Linked DNA regions of Homo sapiens: region 1 is linked to region 2. The links are chromatin loops, found by intact Hi-C in ENCODE. Cell type or tissue: mammary epithelial cell. All regions are shown on one strand. Each heading gives the region's core, and the rest is flanking DNA. Links, peaks and the distances in the headings are about the cores only. Region 1 has its middle 66 kb from the start of USPL1. Region 2 has its middle 19 kb from the start of LINC00384.

What was found. Peaks named below come from ENCODE experiments on the same cell type or tissue, not always from the same donor. Only the 100,000 strongest peaks of a DNase experiment are listed, where the experiment ranks them.
Region 1: it touches region 2 in a loop (15-fold over the local background); 14 of 110 quality-filtered maps call a loop at or near these places.

Annotation. Positions count from the first base shown.
Region 1 is chr13:30,545,448-30,557,927 of GRCh38, forward strand. It overlaps a transcript of HMGB1 not described here and the pseudogene PTPN2P2. Among named protein-coding and RNA genes, the nearest start is that of USPL1, 66 kb to the right of the region's middle. In mammary epithelial cell, for the core only: a CTCF peak has its summit at 5,943; no DNase peak of the experiment used is centred there.
Region 2 is chr13:30,128,155-30,140,634 of GRCh38, forward strand. No RefSeq gene overlaps it. Among named protein-coding and RNA genes, the nearest start is that of LINC00384, 19 kb to the right of the region's middle. In mammary epithelial cell, for the core only: CTCF peaks have their summits at 3,504 and 4,563 (motif pointing right); a DNase peak (open chromatin) is centred at 4,577.

The DNA.
Region 1 (12,480 bases), core at 1,951-9,950, 420 kb after region 2:
AATCCTCCAACCTGGGCCCCATGTAATAGAAGAGGTTGACAGATCTCAGCAGTCACTTGAAGAATTCTACTCACTTCCTGTTTTTCTGCAAAAGAATCCATCCCATTCTCAGCAGTGCCCAGTATTCCTGAGTCTAGAGCTTCGCTGTCCAATATGTCAGCCACTAGCCATATGTGGCTATTTAAATCAAAATTAAAACTAAACTTCATTTCCTCAGTCACACTGGCCATATTTCATGTATTTTTGTTTGTTTGTGGGTTTTTCTTGAGACAAGGTCTTACTCTGTATCCCAGGCTGGAGTGCAGTGGTGCAATCATGGATCACTGTAGCCTCAACCTCCTGGGCTCAAGAGATCCTCCTGCCTCAGCTTCAACTTCCTGAGTAGCTAGGACTGCAAGTGTGTGCCACCATGCCCAGCAAATTTTTGTGTTTTTTATAGAAACGGGTTTTCAACATGTTGCCCAAGCTGGTCTTGAACTCCTGGGCTCAAGCGAACCACCCACCTCGGCCTCCCAAAGTGTTGGGATGACAGGTATGAGCCACCACGTGCAGCCACACTGGCTACATTTCAGGTGGCTATTGAGCCACTAGTTGTTGGACAATGCAGATATAAAGCACTTCCATCATCACGGAAAGTTCTATGGCACACTGCTGGAGACTAAACCTCACGTTTTGTTTGTTTGTTTTGAGACGGAGTCTTGCTCTGTTGCCAGGCTGGAGTTCAGTAGCGTGATCTCAGCCCACTGTAATCTCTGCCTCCCGGGTTCAAGCAATTCCCCTGCCTCAGCCTCCCGAGTAGCTGGGACTACAGGTGTGCATCGCCACGCCTGGCTAATTTTTTGTATTTTAGTAGAGACGGGGTTTCACCATGTTGGCCAGGATGGTGTTGGTCTCCTGACCTCGTGATCTGCCTGCCTTGGCCTCCCAAAATGCTGGGATTACAGGCGTGAGCCACTGAGCCCGGCCAACCTCACGTTTTATACTTGGGGAGAAGTGGTTTCCTAACTACACTGTTGAGGAGGGAATCTGGAAGTGTGATTTTCCTCTTTTTTTAGAGACTGGGTCTTGCTCTGTTGTCCAAGCTATAGTTCAGTGGAACAATTAAAGCTCACTGCTGCCTTAACCTACTGGGCTCAAGTGGTGCTCCCAGTTCAGCCTTCTGAGTAACTGGAACTACAGGCGGGTGCCACCATGCCCAGCTAATTTTTGTATTTCTTCTTAGAGATGGGGTCTTGCTATGTTGTCCAGACTTGTCTTGAACTCCTGGCCTCAACTGATCCTCCTACCTCAGCCTTTCAAAGTGCTGGGATTACAGGCATAAGCCACCATGCCCAGTCCAGTTTAATTATTCTTTATACAATATTTCATTAATTATTGAATTTTCAATCCTACCGTGAATCCACCTTTAGGGGTACCTGAAGGCTCCCCTTTCTTGAAACTTGACTCTTAACTAACCCCCTACAACACACACATTTGTAGGTGTAGGTTTCATGCTGTTAATTACCACTGGTCCATGTGTCTCCCATCTTTCAAAACATTCTTTATCCCTATCCTACTCCTTCAGCATTACTGATGGGTTTTCAGCAAGGAGCAGAGATAATGTGTGTGGCCCATGCCAAGCCTGAAGTCCTCCTGAGATGTTATTCACATAACTCATGACAAAGGCAATGGGGAAAAAGTGTTCTGCTGCTTAGCTTTGTCAGGTTTTGTCCAAGGTTTGCTTAGTTACAGTTTTAAGAAAATTTTATCATCTCTGATTTCTTTATATTCCATTGTTTTATTCTTTTCCCAAATATTATTTGAGAACTTACTACAGGTAAGGCACTGCTCCAGTTTTAAGTTTTCTCACTTTACCCTCCCATTTCATAAAAAATATTGTTGCTAAACATTTTCAGTGAAAGTTTAATAATTATGTATGTTGGCAAAACCTCATGAACAAAACACAGGGCAAGCTTATTTTCAACTGACTCAAGATTGGTTTCCTCTACCCACAGCCTTAAGCCGAGTCAAGAGCTGAGCCCATTCCATAGATGCTAAACCTCAGCCAACCTTAACCTGTGAATATGAGAACAGATACGTGTTGATACAAACCACTGAGTTTGGGGTGGTTTGCTATAGAGCATTATGTTGTCTGTCTAACACCATGGGAAAAGAGTCCTTACAAACAGGACTTTAGATTTTTTTTTTTTTTAATACAAAGATATGGCTAGGCACAGTGGCTCACTTTGGGAGGCCAAGGCTGGTGGATCACTTGAAGTCAGGAGTTTGAGACCAGCCTGGCCAATGTGGTGAAACCCCGTCTCTACTAAAAATACAAAAATCAGCCAGGCGTGGTGGCACACACTTGTGATCCCAGCTGCTTGGGAGGCTGAAGCAGGGAGGATTGCTTGAACCCGGGAGGCAGAGGCTGCAGTGAGCCAAGATTGTGCCACTGGAGTCCAGCCTGAGCAACAGAGTGAGTGAGACTCTGTCTCAAAAAAAGATATGGGTTAGTCAATATGTTTAGGAGAAAATAAAAGTTATCATTCTACAACATAAAATGCTATTTTATTGCTTGTTGCATTTTATCTAATGGTGTTTTTCTAAGAAAATTTGCAATAGGAATACCACTGTTTCAGGTTTTAAAATGATCATAAGCACCTGATAGAGTTTGGCTGTGTCCTCACCCAAATCTCATCTTGAATTGTAGTTCCCATAATCCCCACGTGTTGTGGGAGGGACCAGTGGGAGGTAATTGAATCATGGGGGTGGTTACCCTCATGCTGTTCTTGTGATACTGAGTGAATTCTCATGAGATCTGACGGTTTTATAAGGGGCTTTCCTGCTTTTGCTCGGCACTTCTCCTTCCTGTCGCCATGTAAAGAAAGACCTTTTTGGTTCCCCTTCCACCACGATTGTAAGTTTCCTGAGGCCTCCCCAGCCATGCTGAACTGTGAGTCAATTAAACTTCTTTCCTTTATAAATTACCCAGTCTTGGGTATATCTTTATTAACAGCACGAGAATGGACTAATACAGCACCTGACTAGGAAACTAATATTTTCCTTTCATTTGAAAAGGATATTTCATTAGCGAACAGTGTCTATTACACAAGTTACATCAAGATCTGTGTGCCTCTTTCCAAAAGATAAATTACAAGCATTGTTACAAAATAAAAGAGTATGCGGTTTGCAAAATTCTTATGATGGGAGCCCTTCTCTGCCCAGAATTATGCTTGCTTGCCTCTTAATGCTTCCACTAATTATGATGAGATGTCACTCAGAACCTACAGTTTCTGCCTTGGGGGACGTATAAGAATGTCAGAACACCTCTCCATGGTATCAGGTGCCTGCAGAGCTTTGCTGTGGGTTATGGACCAACTCCTCAGTATCTGTTCCTAAGACCAAATGAACCACGCTATCTTGGAAGTGCTGGTCTTGGACAGTAAAGGACATTGTGCAGACAGCTGGAAGCGGTCCCTATTAACATTGTCCCTGATAGTGAATAAAGGGACGGTGTGAGTTCCTTTGGGCTGCTTTCTTTCTTGATGTACTGAAACTTTAGTTTCAATGGAATCAAAAGAATCAGAGACGCTGGGTGCAATGGCTCACACCTGTAATCTCAACACTTTGGGAGGCCAAGTAGGAGGAACTCTTGTGCCCAGGAGTTCAACACCAGCCTGGGCAACAGAGTGAGACCCCATCTCTACAAAAAATAAGAAAAATAGCTGGTCATGCTGGTATACACCTGTGGTCCCAGCTACTCAGGTGCTCGCTTGGGTCCAGGAGGTCAAGGGTGCAGTGAGCCGTAATTGAGCCACTGAACTCCAGCCTAGGTGACAGAGTGAGATGCTGTCTGAATAAATAAATAAATACGAATGTCTGACCAGATTGGGGCAGCATCTCTGTATTTGACAGATTCTAAAACAACAACTTAGTAATAAACTCTATCACTCTTACAGTAATAGTGATAGTGTTCAGAGTAATAAACAGATTCTCACGCTGTTGCCCAGGCTGAGAGCAGTACACAATCACAGCTCACTGCAGCTCTTGGGCTCAAGTGGTCCTCCTGCATCAGCCTCCTGAGTAGCTGGGACTACAGGTGCAGGCCACCATGTCTGAGTAATTTTTGTACTTTTTGTGTGTGTGTGTGTAGGGACAGGGCTTCACTATGTTGCCCGGGCTAGTCTTGAACTCCTGGCCTCAACAGACCCTCCTGCTTCGGCCTCCCAAAGTACTGGGATTACGGGCATGAGCCACTGTGCCTGGCACAAACACTAATTGTTTGTTTTTTTTTTTTTGAGATGGAGTCTTGCTCCATCTCAGCCTGCACGCCAGGCTGGAATGCAGTGGCATGATCTCGACTCACTGCAACCTCCGCCTCTCGGGTTCAAGCAATTCTCCTGCCTCAGCTTCCCGAGTACCTGGGATTGCAGGCGCCCGCCATCACGCCTGGCTAATTTTTGTATTTTTAGTAGAGACGGGGTTTTGCCATGTTGGCCAGGCTGGTCTGGAACTCCTGACCCCAAGTAATCCGCCTGCCTCAGCCTCCCAAAGTGCTGGGGTTACAGGCATGAGCCACCACACCTGGCCACAAACACTATTTTTTAAAGCATGTGATGTTAGATTCTTTTATAAATTAATATTCAAACTCACTAGAAAGACTCTGGAATATGTGTATGTGTGTGTACTAGTTTTTAAAATCCTATATTTTCCTTAACATTAAATTGAAACTCATTACAAAACAAAGGTTAATACTAGTGCTGTCATGACTATCAGGAGCTATGACATCCTTTTAGGAAGTCATGTATGTTCATTTGTCCATTTGTTCATTCATGTATGTAAAAGTTACAGAACACTGACATTGTGCTAGGGACCAATCTAAACACTGGGAACACAAAGGTGGGTGGCTTTCAAGGGGCTATCTAAAGTCCAAAGAGGAAAGCAGACAACGAGAAGCTATTACCAGTGTGAGCAGTGCTAACGACTGAATGGAATGAGAGTACATATCCTCCCTGACATGGTGGGGAGGGATGTCAAAGGAAGGCTCTTAGACATAGAATCTAAATCGAGTCCTCGTGTTTGTCGTACTTCCTTAATGTAGGGATTCTCTCTGTGTAACTACCTATCATTCATTTGCCTCTTTGCTCAGTTCACTACCCACCAGAGGAACTGCTCCCATGCCGAGGGACCCTCGGATGACACACTCGGGCCACCTCCTCTTTTGCCTGTGTGTCTGCAATATCTAGGTGAGCTTGGCTTTGGTACCATATCTGTTCTGTCATTCCTGCTCCAAAACATAAGACTCACTCCCAAGAGGAAATTTTTGCATTTGAAAATTCAAGTTGTATGAAATATAAATGTTTCCTACTTTGTACGTTCTTTAAATTCATGTGTCATATATTACATTTACTAAGAAGTAGAAATACATGTACTTTCTAAACTGAGAAAACTAGCTGGTGGAAGACAAAACTGATTCTAAACACATCTGATAGATTCTAAAAAGTGAAGGTACTTTAAGTGGCACTACCCTGGCACATGTTCACTTTAGATTGCCAGGTAAACCAGCCCAACAGGTGTTAGGAGACAGATGTTCACCAAATGCTTAGCCCTCAGGGAGAAAACATTAAAATATACAACATATTTCCCCCGAGTATCAGCAACTGAAGAAAGCATTTTACCATCTACTATCATGATTTCTAAACACAGTTTAAAAAATTTTATCGAATACCTACTATAATGCAAGCAGTACTAGTTATGGTGATAAAAGATAAATAAACCCCTGATGTATAAACTAAGCACCTTAATTCATTATTTCATGGTTAAATACATTCTAAAACTAATTTTTTTCCTCCGCAAGTCTTCCTTCTCTTTGGGGTTTAAAAGGCTCATCACTGAACTGAACCAAGTCCATCTTAGGAACTCACTGAGTATAGGGGATTGCCAAGTCCTGTTGACTCTTCTGCCCTCTGCAGTTTCAAAGCTGTCTTCACTTTATCTTGGCACCATTTTCCGGTAGGCCTATAGAACCTGTAACCTTAAATACCATAACATAAAAACTAAACTTCTTGCCACAGTTTTGGCCTTTTCTAATCCATTCTCATTAAACTGCTGCTAAAGTGACCATTTAAACACAAAAGATGCATGAAATTATTCAATGTCACCCAGGCCTCTAGGATGCAGCCCAACACTCTAGCACAGATCACTCCCTTTTCTTGTCTCATTTTTGTTGCTTCTCTATCATGAGCATTTATGTCCCATGGTGTCCCACTAACCACTGCAATTTATTTACTTTTCTTAGAGACAGGGTCTTGCTCTGTTGCCCAGGCTGGAGTGCAGTGGTGCGATCATAGTTCATTGCAGCCTCAAACTCCTGGGCTTAAGCAATCCTCCCACGTCAGCCTCCTGAGTAGCTGGGACCACAGCCATGTGCCACCATGCCTGGCTATTTAATATTGTATTTTCTGTAGAGACGGGGTCTTGCTCTGTTGCCCAGACTGGTCTCAAACGATCCTCCTGCCTTGGCCTCCAAAGTGCTGGGATTCCAGGTGTGAGCCACTGCACCTGGCCAATCGCTGCAATTTTAAAAATGCCCCAAGCGTCCTCAGGTATTGGTGTCCCTCTCACAAGCCCATCCCAGACTGCTCCTCCCCAACCCCTGCCCATGGCCCTCAATTAATTTTCTCCTCTCCTTTTTTTATTTCAGAAAATTTAAAAAAGTTGTAAGATTAGTGCAATAAACACACACATATCCTTTAGTTATATTCACCAGTTATTAACATTTTGCTACATTTGTGTTCACTTGCTTTTCCCCATCCCCAAATATTTACTTTGCTGAATCATTTGAGAGTAAGTTGCAGACATTATGACACTTTACTCTTAAATTTTTCAGCAAGTATCTCCTAAAAATAGGACACTCTCTTACATAACCACAAGGATCATACTTAGGAAATTTAATATTGAAATACTAAAATTTAATTTGAATATAGAGTTGATGCTCATATTTCTCCTCAGTTGGCTGACTTCTATTTATCTTTCAAGACTAAGCTCTAGGAAAATGACCTCCCTTCTCCCCACACCCCCTCTCTGTCCACACACAGAATACACTGGGTATCTCTCTTCGATACTTTTACTACCTTTTTGTATACTTCTATTGAAGCACTTAGCACACACTATCATATTGTCTATTTTCTTTTCTGTCGTATCTGAGACTCAGCTAGACCCATTTTAATTCTTCTATCACTTCATATACTACCCAGCATTCGTTGGTGACTGAATGGATAAATGAATGAATGAATGCATGATGAGACATTGAAGATTCTCATTCCACTCTCTCATTGTAACTGGTCATGTGTCTCTAAACATTCTGAGCAATATATCACGTGTTCTCAATTTCACCTCTTATTTCAAACACTGCTATGGTACCCAGGTCTCTGTGGGCTTCTTCTACCTTGTGCGGATGCAACCTCACAGCACCTGCTTTTGGCCTCTGCCCCTAGTTTCTGGCCCCAGGGCTACATTGGAGCTGTGACACAGGAGTCCCATGGGAACCACTTGGCACTCAGATATGGACAATCTGGAAATGCAGGACAGTTAAGGCCTGTAAGCTTGCCCTGACCACTGAGGGACAGGAGCTCATAGAAAAAATGCTTGTCTCATTTTTAGCCCAGGGTGGCCAATTCTGAGATGCATGTTAAAAGGTTCCTCAGAAGCTCCCACAGGATCAAGTAGCAGATATTCATAATGGTTGCCAATTTGAAAGGGACCCTTGGGTTGGCTTTCTCTCCTTCCGGGGGGTCATTCTTCTGTCTTATCACAGTCTATTCCTTGGTGTCACATTCCCAAATAAACTCCCTACCTACCTCCAAGTTGTTTGTACAGGCTTTGCTTTCGGGAGAGCCCAGACTAAGACAATGTGGTAACGTAAAAGACTGGTGGCTTGGGAGCCAGACAGACCTGACTTTGAAACCAAGTTTGCTCATTCACTAGCCATGACCTTGGGCACATAATTTAACTTCTCTCAGCCTCACTCTCTTCACTTTATAATGAAGATAATACTTTATAGGAGTATGGTAATGACTTCATAGGGGTATGGTAATTAGAAATTTACCAAATATATATATGAATAGAATATATACAACTTCCTTGAGTAATGATTGACTATAATAAACCACATTGAGTGTCTGTCCAGCTTAGGAGCCAACCTCACTCTTCCATTTCTCTTAAGATTCACTATTTGTCCCAGCCATGCCCACCATCATTGAGCGGGAGTTCAAGGAGTTGGATGCTCAGCATCGCTGGCAGCTGCCGTACTTGGAAATTCGAAATGAGTCCCATGACTATCTTCATAGAGTGGCCAAGTTTCCAGAAAACAGAAATCGAAATAGATACAGAGATGTAAGCCCATATGATCACAGTCGTGTTAAACTGCAGAATACTGAGAATGATTATATTAATGCCAGCTTAGTTGACATAGAAGAGGCACGAAGGAGTTACATCTTAACACCGGGTCCACTTCCTAACATGTGCTGCCATTTCTGGCTTACGGTTTGGCAGCAGAAGACCAAAGCAGTTGTTGTGCTGAACCGCATTGTGGAGAAAGAATCGGTTAAATGTGCGCAGTACTGGCCAACAGATGACCAAAAGATGCTGTTTAAAGAAACGGGATTCAATGTGAAGCTCTTTCAGAAGATGTGAAGTCATATTACACAGTACATCTACTACGATTAGAAAATATCAATAGTGGTGAAACCAGAACAATATCTCACTTGCATTATACGACCTGGCCAGATTTTGGAGTCCCTGAATCACCAGCTTCATTTCTCAATTTCTTGTTGAAAGTGAGAGAATCTGGCTCCTTGAACCCTGACCATGGGCCTGCAGTGATCCATTGTAGCGAAGGCACTGGGTGCACGGGCACCTTCTCTCTGGTAGACGCTTGTCTTGTTTTGATGGGAAAAGGAGATTATATTAACATTAAACAAGTGTTATTGAACATGAGAAAATACTGAATGGGTCTTATTCAGACCCCAGATCAACTGAGATTCTCATACATGGCTATAATAGAAGGAGCAAAATGTATAAAGGTAGATTCTAGTATACAGAAACGGTGGAAAGAATTTTCTAAGGAAAACTTAGCTCCTGCTTTTGATCATTCACCGAACAAAATAATGACTGAAAAATACAATGGGAACAGAATTGGTCTAGAAGAAGAAAAACTGACAGGTGACCGATGTACAGTAAATGCAAGATACAATGGAAGAGAACAGTGAGAATGCTCTACGGAAACATATTCTAGAGGACAGAAAGGCCACCACAGCTCAGAAGGTGCAGCAGATGAAACAGAGGCTAAATGAGAACGAACAAAAAAGAAAAAGGCCAAGATAGACACCTAATATTCATGACTTGAGAATATTCTGGAGCTATAAATTTTGAACCACTGATGTGCAAAACAAGACCTGAAGCCCACTCCAGAAACTAAAGTGAGGCTTGCTAACCTTCTAGATTGCCTCACAGTTGTTTGTTTACAAAGTAAACTTTACATACAGGGTATGAGGAGCACCCACCAGCAGAAGACTTTGCAGAACCTTACATTGGATGTGTCGTTGTGTTTTTTTTTTTTTTTTTTTTTTTTTGAGACGGAGTCTCTGCTCTGTTGCCCAGGCTGGAGTACAGTGGCGCGATCTCGGCTCACTGCAAGCTCCGCCTCCTGGGTTCACGCCATTCTCCTGCCTCAGCCTCCGGAGTAGCTGGGAATACAGGCGCCCGCCACCAAGCCTGGCTAATTTTTTGTATTTTTAGTAGAGATGGGGTTTCACCGTGTTCGCCAGGATGGTCTCGATCTCCTGACCTCGTGATCCGCCCGCCTCGGCCTCCCAAAATGCTGGGATTACAGGCGTGAGCCACCGCATTGGCCTGTTAAGTGTTTTTAATGGGTGTATGAAACGTAGAAATATGTAAAAGAAATAAATTAGGAGAGATTAATTTGTGTTGTACTGCCATTCCTACTGTATTTTTATACTTTTTGGCAGCATTAAATATTTTTGTTAAAGAGTCAAAAAAATTTACTACTTGTCCCATCAGTTTCCTGGGATGGGTTCATGTACTCACAATTTTACTAGATTTTGTGACTATTAGCAACCACAATTCTAGCTACTGCATTGACTATTACACTAATATACAGAATAAACAATGCCTATAATTATTTTTAAAAAGAATCATCCTAAATTTACAAAAAGACAAACCGCATTTCCATAATATATTGTCTAAATTTCAGGAAGAAATTCTCAACCTTTGAATGACAGATTTAAGAAAACTAGTTTAGATATCAATATCTCATTGGAATATGTTGTTTTGTTTATACCTCAGGTTTTCAAAGCTTTGGGACCTCAAAAGTAGTCCTTATTTAAAAACTGCTACTCGTAACCATAGTCTCCATCGTCAAAAAGGAATGTATAAGGATTATTATGCTTGAAATATTAATCTGTATGGGTCTTACAAGATACTCCAGGTTGCTTATATGCTTAGTGGGAAATGAGAATTATTCAAAAGAAAAATTCTATTTTCCCAATGGGAGAAGTGTCCAAAAGTTTCAAAGATGTCAGAAAAATCAGCTTTTGGAAGCTGCTGCCACAATTGTCAATAAGCAGGAGATACCAGTATGTCTTCAAAGAGAGAATTCATTGAAACAAGTCATTGAGGCTGGGCGTGGTGGCTCACGCCTGTAATCCCAACACTTTGGGAGGCCAAGATGGGCAGATCACCTGAGACTGGGAGTTTGAGACCAGCCTGACCAACACAGTGAAACCTTGTCTCTACTAAAAACACAAAAATTAGCCAGGTGTGGTGGTGAGCAACTGTAATCCCAGCTACTCGAGAGCTGAGGCAGGAGAATTGCTTGAGCCCGAGAGGTGGAGGTTGCAGTGAGCCGAGATCCTGCCACTGCACTCTAGCCTGGGCAACAAGAGAGAAACTCTGTTTCAAAAAAGAAAACAAAACAAGTCATTGATAGTATAACGAAGAGATATCTGCATCCCATGTCTACTGCAGCACTATTCTCAATAGCCAAGATATGGAGTCAACCTAGGTGTCCAACAACAGATGAATGAATGAAGAAAATGTGATATATACACACTATGGAGTATTATTCAGCCATAAAAAAGAGTGAAATCCCATCGTTGATGGAATATAGATGAAACTGGAGGACATTATTTTAAGTGAAAAAAGCCAGGAACAGAAAGTTAAACAGTGCATGTTCTCACTCATATGCGAAAGCTAAAAAAAGTTGATCTCATAGAAGTAAAAAGTAGGACAGAGGATACTAGAGGCTGGGACGAGAGTGACAGAGAGATTTGTTAAAAGATACAAAATTATAGCGAGATAAGAGAAATAAGTTCTAGTGTTCGACAGCACTGTAGAATGACTATAGTTAATAATAATACAATATATAGTTTCAAATAGCTGGAAGGATATTGCACATTCTCAACATAAAGAAATGATAAACATATGAGATGGTGGATGTGCGAATTACCCTGATCTGATAACTATAAATTATATGTATGGAAATATAATTATGTGCTCTCAAGAATATGTACAATTGGTATTTGTCAATTTAAAAAATAAATCTAAAAACTGTATCATTGAATCCTTAAGATGCTAAAGTTCATTTACTTATATAACAAATTAAAAAATTATTTCTTATGCTGTTTTTCAAAAATCATAGCTTTTATGACTTTACATAAATATATCTAAAATAATAATTGTATGATATGTTTTTGTAGTCTAATAAAATTTGCACTGAATTCCAATTTTTTAAGGGTATCTTTTTCCATGTTTTCATCTTTATTTTTATATGGGAAGTTCTAACTGAAATAAGGTGCTCCTCAGTTCTAGGAGTTAACCCTAAAAGTAATCAATGTGATCCTCCTCAACGCGAGTTCCAGAGCTAAAAAGAATGCCTAGTCTATGTTCCTTTGCGTTTTTGTTTTATTTTATTTAAATGTCTGTCTACCTGGTCCCCTTGATTAGGGAGCAAGCCTCCAAGGGTCAAAACCATGTTTCATGTCTCTGCGGCCCAGTGCCTAGCACAGAGCTCTGTCCATATCTGCACTCCAATAAATGTTGACCTAAGACTCTTACACTTACAGATTCACCTTGTAGATAAAAGGGCTTTGGAAGTCATCTAACCCATTCCCTTAACTCTCTATCCTACTTCACCAACAACCAGCTTTTGCAAGACACTTCCAGGGGAAGAGTCTATGCCGAGACAAATGATTTCATTAACCATCACAAAGCTAATTGTTACCTGATTCTTAAACTTGGTCCAACCTTGCCTCTTTTTAGTCTTTGACTGAATAGCTCTAGTTCTCACCTAAAGAGTTATATGAAATACAGTTCCAGAAAGAGAAGCGGATGTTAAGAAGAGAGCGAGACAGGGCACAGAATAGACTTGAACCTCATGTCTATCAATTCGGTATGTGTTCATGTGGTTTCTGACTCTAGAAC
Region 2 (12,480 bases), core at 1,459-9,458:
TAGCAGAGTTGGAATGTGTTAGCCCAGCTCACATGAACTTTATGTAACATACTTCATTAGCTTTATATGCTATCCAACTCACACACTCTCCCTTATCTCCTTCCACACTAATCTTTCACTCCTCAACACCTGCCAAGTTCTTCCATGATCTGGGTCTTGGCACATGCTGCTCCCCATTCCCCTACCCAGAATACACTTCTCCTGTTCTCTACCTCATGCACTCCTACATAGTCTTCAAGGCCCAGTTCAAATGTCCCTGCCCCTCCAGAATCTTCCCTGACCCCCAGAAGTTACTTCTTTTATGCATCACATAGTCGATTATTCAGACATCTGTTATACTAATTAACTTGTAGGAACTCTTTTTCTTTTCTTTTTTTTTTTTTTTTTACAGTGTAGCGGAGGAAGTTTATTTACGGATGTGGGGAGAACATGGTAAAGGCCCCTGGGCTGGCCAGCAAGGGGGCAAGGAACTCTTACAGCTTGTTAGGTATGTCTTCCCAACTAGGCCCTGAACTTCTCAAGGTTGCAGTTGCAACAGTGATGATAATGGCAACACTAACTAGCTGTAGCAGGTAGGGTGTATGGCTTGGCAGAACGTCTGTGTAATTATTAGCAAACCACCACTGTGTTGATTGAATAGGTGTAAGATTCTCCCATCTTGCTCTGCTCATGCTTGCAGCCCACATTTCCTGTCTCAGAACCTGTATGTGCATATCGCTGGTTGATGAACCCCATCTGGCTCTGCAGTTTGACTATTCCTGCAGTTTTCACTTTTCTCCTTTCTAGTCATCCTTTTTTTCCATGCTGTTGGTCTGTCTTCATGAAGTTTCATCTTGCTCTTTTTTTTTTTGAGATGGAGTCTCGCTCTGTGGTCCAGGCTGGAGTGCAGTGGCACAATCTCGGGTTACTGCAACCTCCGCCTCCTGGGTTCACGCCATTCTCCTGCCTCAGCCTCCCGAGTAGCTGGGATTACAGGCAACCACCACCACGCCCAGCTAATTTTTGTATTTTTAGTAGAGATGGGGTTTTGCCATGTTGGCCAGGCTGGTTTCCAACTCCTGACCTCAGGTGATCCACCCACCTCAGCCTCCCAAAGTGCTGGGATTATAGGCGTGAGCCACCATGCCCAGCCAATTGCTTAAAACTTTTAAAACTTTAAGTGAATAGAATCTAGAAATGCATACCAGTCTTCCAAAGAATCACTAATAGTTGTTATATATCAGTGTCCAAATCTTAATCATAAATGATGTGATCAGTGAGTGATTCTTGAACATTCATTGCTGAGGGTGGTCATAGCACTTCACACTCCACCATCCTTGGGAAGGCAGCAGAAGCATCATTGGTGCAGATGCAGGTATTGTAACTGCTATTCCATAGACAGATGGAAGTGGCATGCAGGAGAGGCAATAACCCTCCCACAGTCCTCACCACATGCCCCTCTCCTCCGCCTTGGGAGCTTTCCAAGCATGATAGTGGTTGGGCCTCACAATAACCTCTGAGAAAGCTGTTAGCATCAGGAAGTCAGAGAGGCCATCCGAATACACCCTTCTGACCTCCCCCCTCTTTACCTCAGGGCATAATGTGAAGTTTCTTCAACAGGACCCTCCCCATGAATGTTTGTAGGGCTCATGACTCAATCAATGAATGGATGGCAAATCCACTCATGTCATCGAGACATGAACACTTGGAAACTGAGGGAAATGTAGCTTCCTGTGAGAGTAGCAGGATGGTGATGTGGTGATGCCAGGATGAAGGGAATCATGGTGTCTAGAGGCTGGGCAATTTGACCCTTCCCAGACCCTGAGGACATGGGGTCTCCGAAGCAGATGCCCAAGTAAATCTACTCCAATATGGGAAGATGAAAGTAAAAATTCTATTCATAATTATTTTGTTTAAGAATAAAAGCTTGAGTTACATAAATATGTGATAAATAAATGGACAGTAGAATATGTGTGTGCATATGTATGCATATTTGTAATTTTTTTTTTTGAGACAGAGTTTTCCTCTGTCACCCAGGCTGGAGTGCAATGGCACAATCTCAGTTCACTGCAACCTCCACCTCCCGGGTTCAAGCAATTCTCCTGACTCAGCCTCCCAGGTAGCTGGGATTACAGGTGCCTGCCAACCATGCCTAGCTAATTTTTTTTGTATTTTTAGTAGAGACAGGGTTTCACCATGTTGGCCAGGCTGGTCTCGAACTCCTGAGCTCCAGCAATCTGCCCACCTCGGCCTCCCAAAGTGCTGGGCGTGAGTCACTACACCCGGCCGCATATTTGTAATTTAAAATAAACATACGTAGATGAGGGTACACCTGCCCCAACATTTTTCATCATAGAGAAGCATGGTCAGAATAGTTTGAAGACTACCAGCTAAGGTAGTGACAGCAAATCCAATTCACATCAGGGAGGTGGTAAGGCACAGGCCTGAGGAAGCCTCGATGCTCACGGACTGCCCTGCAGCAGGGTGGGATAAAAGTGTCACTCCAGAAAAGAAAGGAGGAAAAGTATCTCTCTGAGAACCCAAACTTCATAATCCAATTGTGAAACTAGTGTAGATTTTTAGTCAACAGAAATGTAATCCCTGTGTGCTGTAGGCATCTCTGACACCCAGAACTGATAGTGGCCAAACACCGTTAATAATCACTGGGCACCATTTACGGAGGTAACCTCCACCTTTAGAACTGCCACACCTGGGCCGGGCGCGGTGGCTCAAACCTGTAATCCCAGCACTTTGGGAGGCCTAGGCAGGTGGATTGCCTGAGCTCAGGAGTTTGAGACCAACCCGGGCAACATGGTGAAACCCATCTCTACTAAAAAATACAAAAAATTTGCCGGGTGCGGTGGCGCGCGGCTGTAGTCCCAGCTACTCAAGAGGCTGAGGCAGGAGAATTGCTTGAATCCGGGAGGCGGAGGTTGCAGTGAGCCGAGATGGTGCCACTGCACTCCAGCCTGGGTGACAGAGTGAGATTCCGTCTCAAATAAATAAATAATAAATAAATAAAACAAATAAATGCCACACCTGATTGTCACCACCACCTTATGTTCTACATTGTACCTCAATTTTACAGAAGAGGAATCAGGCTCAGAGAAGCTAAAGAAGCGGCCTGAGTCCCAGCTAGCAAACAGCAAAGCCATGATTTGGACAGAAGCCTGTGTGACTCCAAAACCCACGCTCTTTTCACTGTGATGCACGGCTAATACTGAGCTGAGTGATGGGAAAGGAGCTCTCTCTGTGGATTTCCAGGATACCTTCAAAGATCAGGTTGCTCTGTTTGCAGACGCAACTTTGCAAGGACAAGCTGTGTCTTCACTCACACTAGCTCGGCACAGGTTCTGAGCACCTTTTGCAATGGAAGTTATTTAACATGATCACAACAAAATGAAGATATTGAAAACCTGGATGTGAATTCTGAAACCAAGAAATTATCCCATGTTCTCCAAGACCTTGCACCCCTTGTGGCCATGCTAGGCACATGGACCCAAACCTTCAGAGAGGCTGTTGTCAAAAGACGAGATGTTGGCCAGGCGCGGTGGCTCACGCCTGTAATCCCTGCACTCTGGGAGGCTGAGGCGGGTGGATCACCTGAGGTCAGGAGTTTGAGACCAGCCTGACCAACATGGTGAAACCCCGTCTCTACTAAAAAATACAAAAATTAACCGGCCGGCGTGGTAGCAGGCGCTTGTAATCCCAGCTACTTGGGAGGCTGAGGCAGGAGAATCGCTTGAACCCAGGAGATGGAGGCTGCGAAGGCTTCAGTGAGCCGAGATTGTGCCACTGCTCTCCAGCCTGGGTGACAGAGCGAGACTCCGTCTCAAAAAAAAAAAAAAAAAAAGAGACTTGTTGTTTACCAAACTCACCCACAAACAGGAATGCACATGCCGTGCCCTCTTGTCAAATGTCAGTTATTAATAAACGCTTTCCCTTTTGTGTTAGAGAAGAAATAGCTCCTTCTCAAAGAATATGAATTTCTCTGTTACATGAAAATAGATGATCAGTTCTAAAAATTCATAACCCTGGTGGTGAGTTTGTTTTGAGAGTTTAATGATTATTTTTTATTTCCTTTCCTATAGTTGTTCACCTTTTCCTTGTCTTCTGAGATGAAATTATATCCAACACAAATTGCTAACTTTCACCTAGTATTCACAGGGTTAGTAACTGGAAATGGCAGGAGTTTGGGTATAGGAAAGAAATGAGTAAAATAGAAGGGGAGGAAAATCTCAGCTTTTTAAAACTGTGTTTTTAAATTTATTTTTAATCGACAAATATAAATTGTTTATATTTATCGTGTACAATGTAATGTTTTGAAATATGTGTACCTTGTGGACTGGCTAAATCGAGCTAATTATGCATTATCTCACACACCATTTTTGCAATGAGAAGACTTAAAATCTACTCTCCTAGCAACTTTTAAGGATATAATATCTTGTTATTAACTCTAGTTACCTCGTTGTACAATAGCTCTCTTGAACTCATTCTTCCTGCACAGCCAGCCCATTGTAAGCACCAAGCTGGCAGCCGGCTCCTTTGAGAGGGCTCCTGCTTGCCTTGTGTGACACTATCGGCTGCGGCCAGCAGGGGGCGGCTTCTCCTTGTTTGAGAGAGAGCCTCGCTTGGGCTGCTGTGTGCTGAGATGAAACGCGCCTGACCAGGGACCCGCCCCCAGAACTGGCAAGGAAGCTCCTCTCAGCCTTTGCCTCTGCAGAGAGGGCCAGGAAGGGCTGGTGGAGAAACGAACGCCTCGCACGTCCTCGGTGCACATGCGTTTATTCATTATTCAGTACTTGGGGGGGCACTCACTGAGGGTTGGACGTAGAGCCGGGGTGAGGACGGCAGAGAGGAGTGAGACCCGTCCCTGCTCTTAAGGGGCTCCATGTTGGGTGGGGGCAGAGGTCCAGGCCATAGCGACGGGGACCCGGAGGCAGGACCGAGAGCCCAGAGAGTTGGTGGCGCTGCCGTCCCTGCACTGGGTGGGCCGTGCTGGGAGAAGGTCCCGGGGATCACTCCTCCTAGGCCGCCGGGGCAGTCTCTCCAGCCACCCTCTTTCCCCAGAGCCAGCGGGCTGGGGTTCTTGGTTTAGACTCTCTTCTCTCCTGTCCTGGAGGACCAGCCATTTGACGCCCTTGTCCACTGGGAGGATGTTTTCCATGATTCCACTTCTTCCCTTCCTCGGCCACCTAAGGCAGGCCGGCTTATGCGTGACTGTCAACCGAGGCAGGCCACAGCGCTGTGGGCAGGCGGTTTTGCACGTATCCTTAGTGACCCTGAAGGCCCAGCCTCTGCTGGCTGCCTGAGCCGAGGGTTTTACTTCTTTTCATTTAATCACTTTATTGGTCCTTGCCGGGAGGGAGCCCATGGGTCCTGGTAAAAGTGCATCTCCCTGTGGTTCTGGGGCTGATCCTCCTTCTGGAGCAGAAGACAGAGCTCAGTGAGGACCGCCTGTGCTGCCTGCCTGGGACGCCCCAGCCGCAGGGCCGCGCAGGCGTGTTTCTTTGAGAGCCCTCCCCTGGAAGCTCCCTTTCACTCCACCCTGTTGATAAGGCCCAGGACAAAAAGCAAGCAACCGCTGGAAACACACCTGCTGGAAACACGCCTCCAGTGCCAGCCCAGGAGGTGGTGGCCCTGTCCTGACGCCCCGTCTAGCCACCGGGCCAGAGCTGGGAGCCCCATAGTGGAGTCTGTGTCCGGCAGGTGTCTCTGGACAGCTGAGGTTCTTGTAACCAAAGAGGTTCGTTTACCTCCTTAGATCACCCAGGGACAAGTGATGTGTTTTGTGGCCTCGGATCGTTCCGTGCTGTCTCTGGTGGGTTATTTATTCAATGTTCTAGGTTGACTTGTCTGCTTTTAAAAAAAATAAAACAAAATAAAAGGAAGAGTAGGAGAAAATAAGAAATTCCAGGGTTGTTATGAAGCCAGAAATCTAAAAATAACTTCGGTAAAGACTCAGTTGTGGCTTCTCTTTATTTTGAAAGAGCAACAGCTAATGACCAAAACAGGCTAGCTTTGTCCTGGCCGGTGACAGGCCACTGGACAGTGACTGCATTGTAACCAGGGACACACGGCCTCCCGACAGACAACACTCCTGCCAGATGGGGCAGCTCGTTCAGTGAGTGACTCCTTCCGTCAGCAGGGGCAAGGGGCAGGGGCCCTAGGTCCTGCCAGCTCTGTGGCTTCCAGGGTTCCTCTGGGGGCCTCAGCTTCATCCATGTGAGCAGAGACGAACAACAGGGGAAAGGTCACCCACAGAGGATTTAAAGCAGTGGCCATAAAGACATCCACTGATCTCCAGAAAGCCAGGCACTGCGCCCTCTGCCACCATCTTCAGATCTCATAATAGTGGAGAAATATTTTGTGGCCCTTCTGGCTACCATGCACTGTGCTAATGGCTTTGTTTTTATCACTTTATTGAATTGTCACAACTCTGTAAGACACCCCACTTTACAGCCAAGAAGACAGAGGCTCTAAGAGGTGAAGTAACTTTCGGAGCTTTGCAAAGCTAGCAAGTTGCAGAACCTGGCTCTAAACCCAGATTTAACTGTCATCCAAACCCCTGCTCTAGCCAAACCCCTGCCCTAGCCTTAACTGCTATGCTGTGCTGGTTTGGCTGTAAAACCATGATTCAGTGAAAACAAATATGAGCCTGACAGAGCAGAAAGAAAGTCCTAATGTGGAGGGTTACAAAGCCTTAGGGCAGCTCCTGAGAAAGACACAAAGCCATCTCTTATGAGCTTATTCAGTCCTCTGCAAAAAGAAAGGTCCTGGACAACGTGTTCCCTGCCAGCAACTCCACCCCCTAACAGATGTTTAATTGAACACCTACTATATGCCAGGAACAGCGGGGTATAAGACCAAGCCCTCACTCTAATGAATTTGAGCCCTAGGAGGAGAGAAGCAGCAAGTCAACTACACGCAAGTGAGTGATTAAAGGAGGAAGATAAATCCAGTGGGTGAGAAATGTGGTCAAAACAGGGCAACATGGAAAAGAAAGCTGACCTGGGGAGGCAGCGCTGGTGTGGGTGGTGCAGGGCAGGCAACCAGCCTGGGGAAGCCGTGTGAAGCCAAATCTGCATTGATTGTTGAACACCCATTAGCAAGGAGAGCTCTCCAACCATTGCGGGGGCAGCTCCTTCCAGCCAAGGGCCCAGCTTCAGTCTCAGGTGGGAACAGGCTGGAATCTGGTGAGGAATGTGACCCCATGCGTGTTTTCAGGAGGTCACGCTGGCTGCTGGCTGTAGAATGGGCCAGAGAGGGGCAGCGAGGAAACCAAACCAATGAGCCACTGGACATCAGTGATCCAGGCAAGAAGGGATGTGGCCTGCCCCCAGGGACAGTGTGAGAGAAAATGCCCTGCACGGCTCAAGCCCCCATAGACAGAGACTTCAACTCCACTCCCGGGAAAACCTTGGGAAAGGGCCACTTCCAGCCCAAGGGGGAGACAGACACCCCGCACTGCTGCACTCTCAGCTGGGTTCTCAGGCCCTCGCTCTCCTCCTTCCCATGGTGGCTCTAACCTTGGGGGACAGGGCAGTGGGGGACTGTGCTGGAGCCCCGGGGTGGCTGGGGTGACTGAGGGTGTCATCTGCCTGAGCTGGCCCTAGCCTGCTCTCCACCTGGTCTCAGCCATCCTGCTGATGCATGGCCTCCTTCTGCCTAACATCTGCATTAGCGGGAGCAAGAAGACAATATATGTAAGAACGATCTTGGAAGAGCAGCCAGCACATACCTGCCAACTGATTCTGGTTGTAGGGGACGAAGGATGAAGGGGTGAAGGATGCCTGTGAGGTTTGGGGCCTAAATAAGCAGATGCCTGGATGGCCATTTACTGAGACAAGGAAGATGGGCGGACACTGGTTTGCAGGGAAGTCCAAGAGTTCTTTCCATCCAGGGCTGACCTCCAAGTGCAGATGTGTAGTGGGCAGCTGGAGGAAGAACCCCAGGCAGGTGCCCAGGCCTCCTGCTGTCCACCCCAGAGGCCGCCAACCCTCCTTCCTTCCCTGTCTCCTTCTCCATTCCCACCCTGAGCCCCGTCCCCACCCTCAACTCACCGTCTCTCCCACTGTGACAAGAGTTACACAAGGACTGGAGGCAGCTTTGAAACTGTTTCCTCTCATGAACTTAATTTAAAAGTAATTAATTTTTTTAAAAGCCACTGGCTCAGTTATAGAGAGACCCACTGGATTCAGGAGAGGGTGAGCCTGGCGCCAGCCAGCTGTGTGGCAAGGCATCTTCTCCCTGGCGCTCCCATCTGGTGCCTCCAGCCTTAACGAAGTGGCAGTGATGCCAGATGGTGTTAATTCACACACTTACAGTGGATCAGGCCCTCCACTCCATGCATGTTATCTTATCCTCCCAGCGACCCTGGGGGGTAAGTAAATACTGTTATCCCCATTTTTCAGATGAGATAACTGAGGCTTGGAGGTTTTCATGAAAAACTAACCCAAGATCTTACAGATAACAAGTGATAGAGATGAGACTACAATCCACGTCTGTTGCCTCTGGCACCCTGTGCTCCAACCTCACAATCCACAGCAAGCCTGTCCTCTCCACTCTGATCTGGGCACCTCAGGCCTACAGAGCAGCCACACACAGGGTGGTGGCTGATGTCTGCTCCCAGGTCTGCACTTCTCAGCTGAGGAAATTCCACCACTGCCACCAGCACACAGAGAAACCAGAGCTCCATCCACAAGCACAGCTGTGTGTCCTCGCCGGCTGCTCCTGGCCCTCTCTCTCATCTCAACTCGTCCATGGTTCCAGGAGGTGAGGAGAAGCTGGCAAGGCAGGGACAGAGCCCAAGAGTGCCTTGGGTGCGTCTCAGACACCTTTCCTCAAAACAGTCTGGTCCCAGAACCCAAGCAGGACACAACGTGAGGACTGTGGGTGGGGAGGGGAAGCAGAGACCCTGGCTGGAATTCACGATCTGGCTCTGGCTCTGCCAGCTGATGACCTCAGGCAGAGCATGTGCCCTCTGTGATTCTCAGGCTTCCCCATCTGTATAATGGGAGCATATTTCTTGGCAGCATTATTGTGAGATTAGTGATAAAGAATGTTTGCACCACGACAGGCAGATCGCAGGTCCTCAAGATGGAGGCTATGGTTGGAAGAGTGGATTCTGGATTCGGACTTGGATCCTGATTTCAGGAGTCTCCTGCACTCTTTAAACTTGGTTTGCTCAAATGTGGAATGAGGATAATAACAGCACCTACCTCATGGGGTTGGTGTGAGGCTGAAATAAAATGCTGCCTGTGGACAGCCTAGCACAGAGCCGGGAAATAAGCTTCAGCTGTTATCATCTTAAAAATTTTTTAAAAAGTACTGAAGATCCTAGAAGCAGTGACATCCCAATAGCAATAAACACACTAACACACATGTTTTGTTTTCTAAATACATTCCCCACCACATGATGTCAGGGCTTTTTAGAGAAATGGCCAATTCCAGGCTAGGGATAAGAAAACTAATGGGTGGGCATAGAGCATTTTGCTGTTCCAGGGAGTAGAGAAGTGCTGAGATGGAGGGAGACTCATCAGAAGTTCATCAGAGCCAGCTGGAGGGGCTGCTGACCAAACTTGAGACAATATGACCATTAAAATGGTGATGATGGTTAATAGATGATACGACATTGAACTTTAAAACATCCACAAATGGATGTTTACCGCCTGGCCAACGTGGTAAAACCCCATCTCTACTAAAAATACAAAATTTAGCTGGGCGTGATGGCAGGTGCCTGTAATCCCAGCTACTCAGGAGGCTGAGGCAGAAGAATTGCTTGAACCTGGGAGGCGGAGGTTGCAGTGAGCCGAGATTGCGCCACTGCATTCCAGCCTGGGCGACAGAGCGAGACTTCATCTCAAAAAAAAAAAAAAAATCCACGAATCTACAGTGGTGCCCAAAACAAAGCAAAGGGATTGAATTTTGCAGCCACCAACATCATAAATGACTCAGGCAGGATCATCAGATGCAAAAAGCATTGCTGAAGGGTGCTGGGGAACAGGAGATTCACGTGACCTTAAAGCAACACTCCACATATTTCTCATCAGTTACAAATGCAAAAGATGTCATTCCCCTGGAAGACTGAGCTGCCATTACTTGCTATCAAAGTTAGCGTCACCGATAATGGGGTGAGGTGTCACTGTGAACCTCTTGGGGTATTTCTGTGGAGAGAGGAGGGAGGGTAAAAAGAGGGAAAAGGGAGAGAGAGAACAAATGTGGCAAAATGTTAATTCATGAATCCAGACAATGGATATATTCATTGTGCCATTCTTTCAACTTTTCTGTAGGCTTAGATTTTTTCAAAATGAAGTCTGTGTGAATGTGGGGGGAGTACTGGAGGGAGGTGAGACTTGGGGTGTGTTGGCCTGGGCTCGCCCTGACCTCTGTCCCAAGCACAGCCAGCTTGAAGCTTGGTGCTCTAGGAGTGACTTGAGAACTTCAGGGAGACAAGAATTTCCGAGTCAAGAGAGGCCAAGTGTGGCATCTTCCTACTGGAGGAAATCTGTGACATTCCCAAACACAGTTTCTTAGGAGCAGGGGAACTCACAGGACTACAGAACAGTGGCAGGCGAGGGCGGAAGTGCATGGGCTGGGCAGATAAGCCCGCGGCTGATGGCCCACACTCCTGCAGAGCTGCTCATGTTATTCAAAGGGGCATGGGCTCTAGATCCTTGAGGAATCGCCACACCATCTTCCACAATGGTTGAACTAATTTACACTCCCATCAACAGTGTAAAAGCGTTCCTATTTCTCCAGAGCCTTGCCAGCACCCATTGTTTCCTGACTTTTTAATAATTGCCATTCTGACTGGAGCGAGATGGTATCTCATTGTGGTTTTGATTTGCATTTCTCTAATGACCAGTGATGATGAGCTTTTTTTCATATGTTTATTGGCTGCATAAATGTCTTCTTTTGAGAAGTGTCTGTTCATAGCCTTTGCCCACTTTTTGATGGGGTTGTTTGTTTTTTTCTTGTAAATGTGTTTAAGTTCCTTGTAGATTCTGGATACCAGACTTTTGTCAGATGGGTGGACTGCAAAAATTTTCTCCCATTCTGTAGGTTGCCTGTTCACTCTGATGGCATACCCAAAGGATGATAAATCACTCTACTATAAAGACACATGCACGTGTATGTTTATTGAAGCACTATTTACAATAGCAAAGACTTGGAACCCACCCAAATGCCCATCAACGATAGACTGGATAAAGAAAATGTGGCACATATGGAATACTATTCAGCCATAAAAAAGAATGAGATAATGTCCTTTGCAGGGACATGGAGAAGCTGGAAGCCATCATTCTCAGCAAACTAACACAGGAACAGAAAACCAAACACCGTATGTTCTCACTCATAAGTGGGAGTTGAACAATCAGAACACATGGACACAGGGAGGGGAACATCACACACTAGGGCCTATCGGGGGGTGGGGGGCAAGGGGAGGGAAAGCATTAGGACAAATACCTAATGCGTGCAGGACTCAAAACCTAGATGAGGGGTTGAAAGGTGCAGCAAACCACCAGGGCACATGTATACCTATGTAACAAACCTGCACATTTTGCACATGTATCCCAGAACTTAAAATAAAAGAAAAAAAAAACAAATACAATGTACAATACACTGTTGCTAACTCTTAAAAAAGTGGGGACAGCATGGGCACTCTCTCTTCTCTTTCCTCCTCTCAGAGACTCTCTTCCACCCTCTGAGGTGGTGAATGGTGTTGGTCCATCGCTCAATTCCGCTGCTTCTGCCGAATCTTCTCAGTGCTGCTTGATGTCCGGCCGCTCTCCCTCTCAACTGTGGCCCTTGGGTTTCATGTCATACCTGGGTCCCCGTCCTCCTCTAGGCTGAGAGGGTCTCCTTTGTTAACTATCCTTACTCATTCTGCTCTGCGAATCTTTTTTATTGATACACAATAAGTGCATGTATTTATGGGGTACGTGTGCTGTTTTGATGGATGCCTAGACTGTGTGATGATCATGTCGGGGTGTTTAGGGTATCTGTCACCTCCAGTGTTTATCTCCAAACCTTGACACCCCCAGGACCCAGCCTGGGGGTGCCTTCCTCTCCCTCCACACACTTTCCTCAGGCAGTTTCATCTCTATGCAGCCTACTGTGTGCTGCCAACCCCCAAGTCTGTGTCTTGGTCCCATCGGTCTCCCAATGCACAGGCGCATGTCCTGAGCTCTCTGTTGGACACATCCATTTACCCGGGCGCCCTCCAGTCACCCTCATCACAGCAGATCCCAAATGCACAGGTAAGCTACCCACCCCAATACCGGAATCTGCTCTTCCTCTCTCTTCCTTCTCCAGGCCAATGGCTACGCTGTCCAGCTGGTCGTCTAAACTCCAGGCCTCATCCTGACTCCTGCGCTTCACCCGCTCACCAGATCCCATCAACCACCCAAGCCCTGTAGACCCCACCTCCTCCCACAGCTGCATCCTCCTCCCGCACCTCCTTCTACGTCACCTCCTTAGCACAGGCTATTACTTGCTTCC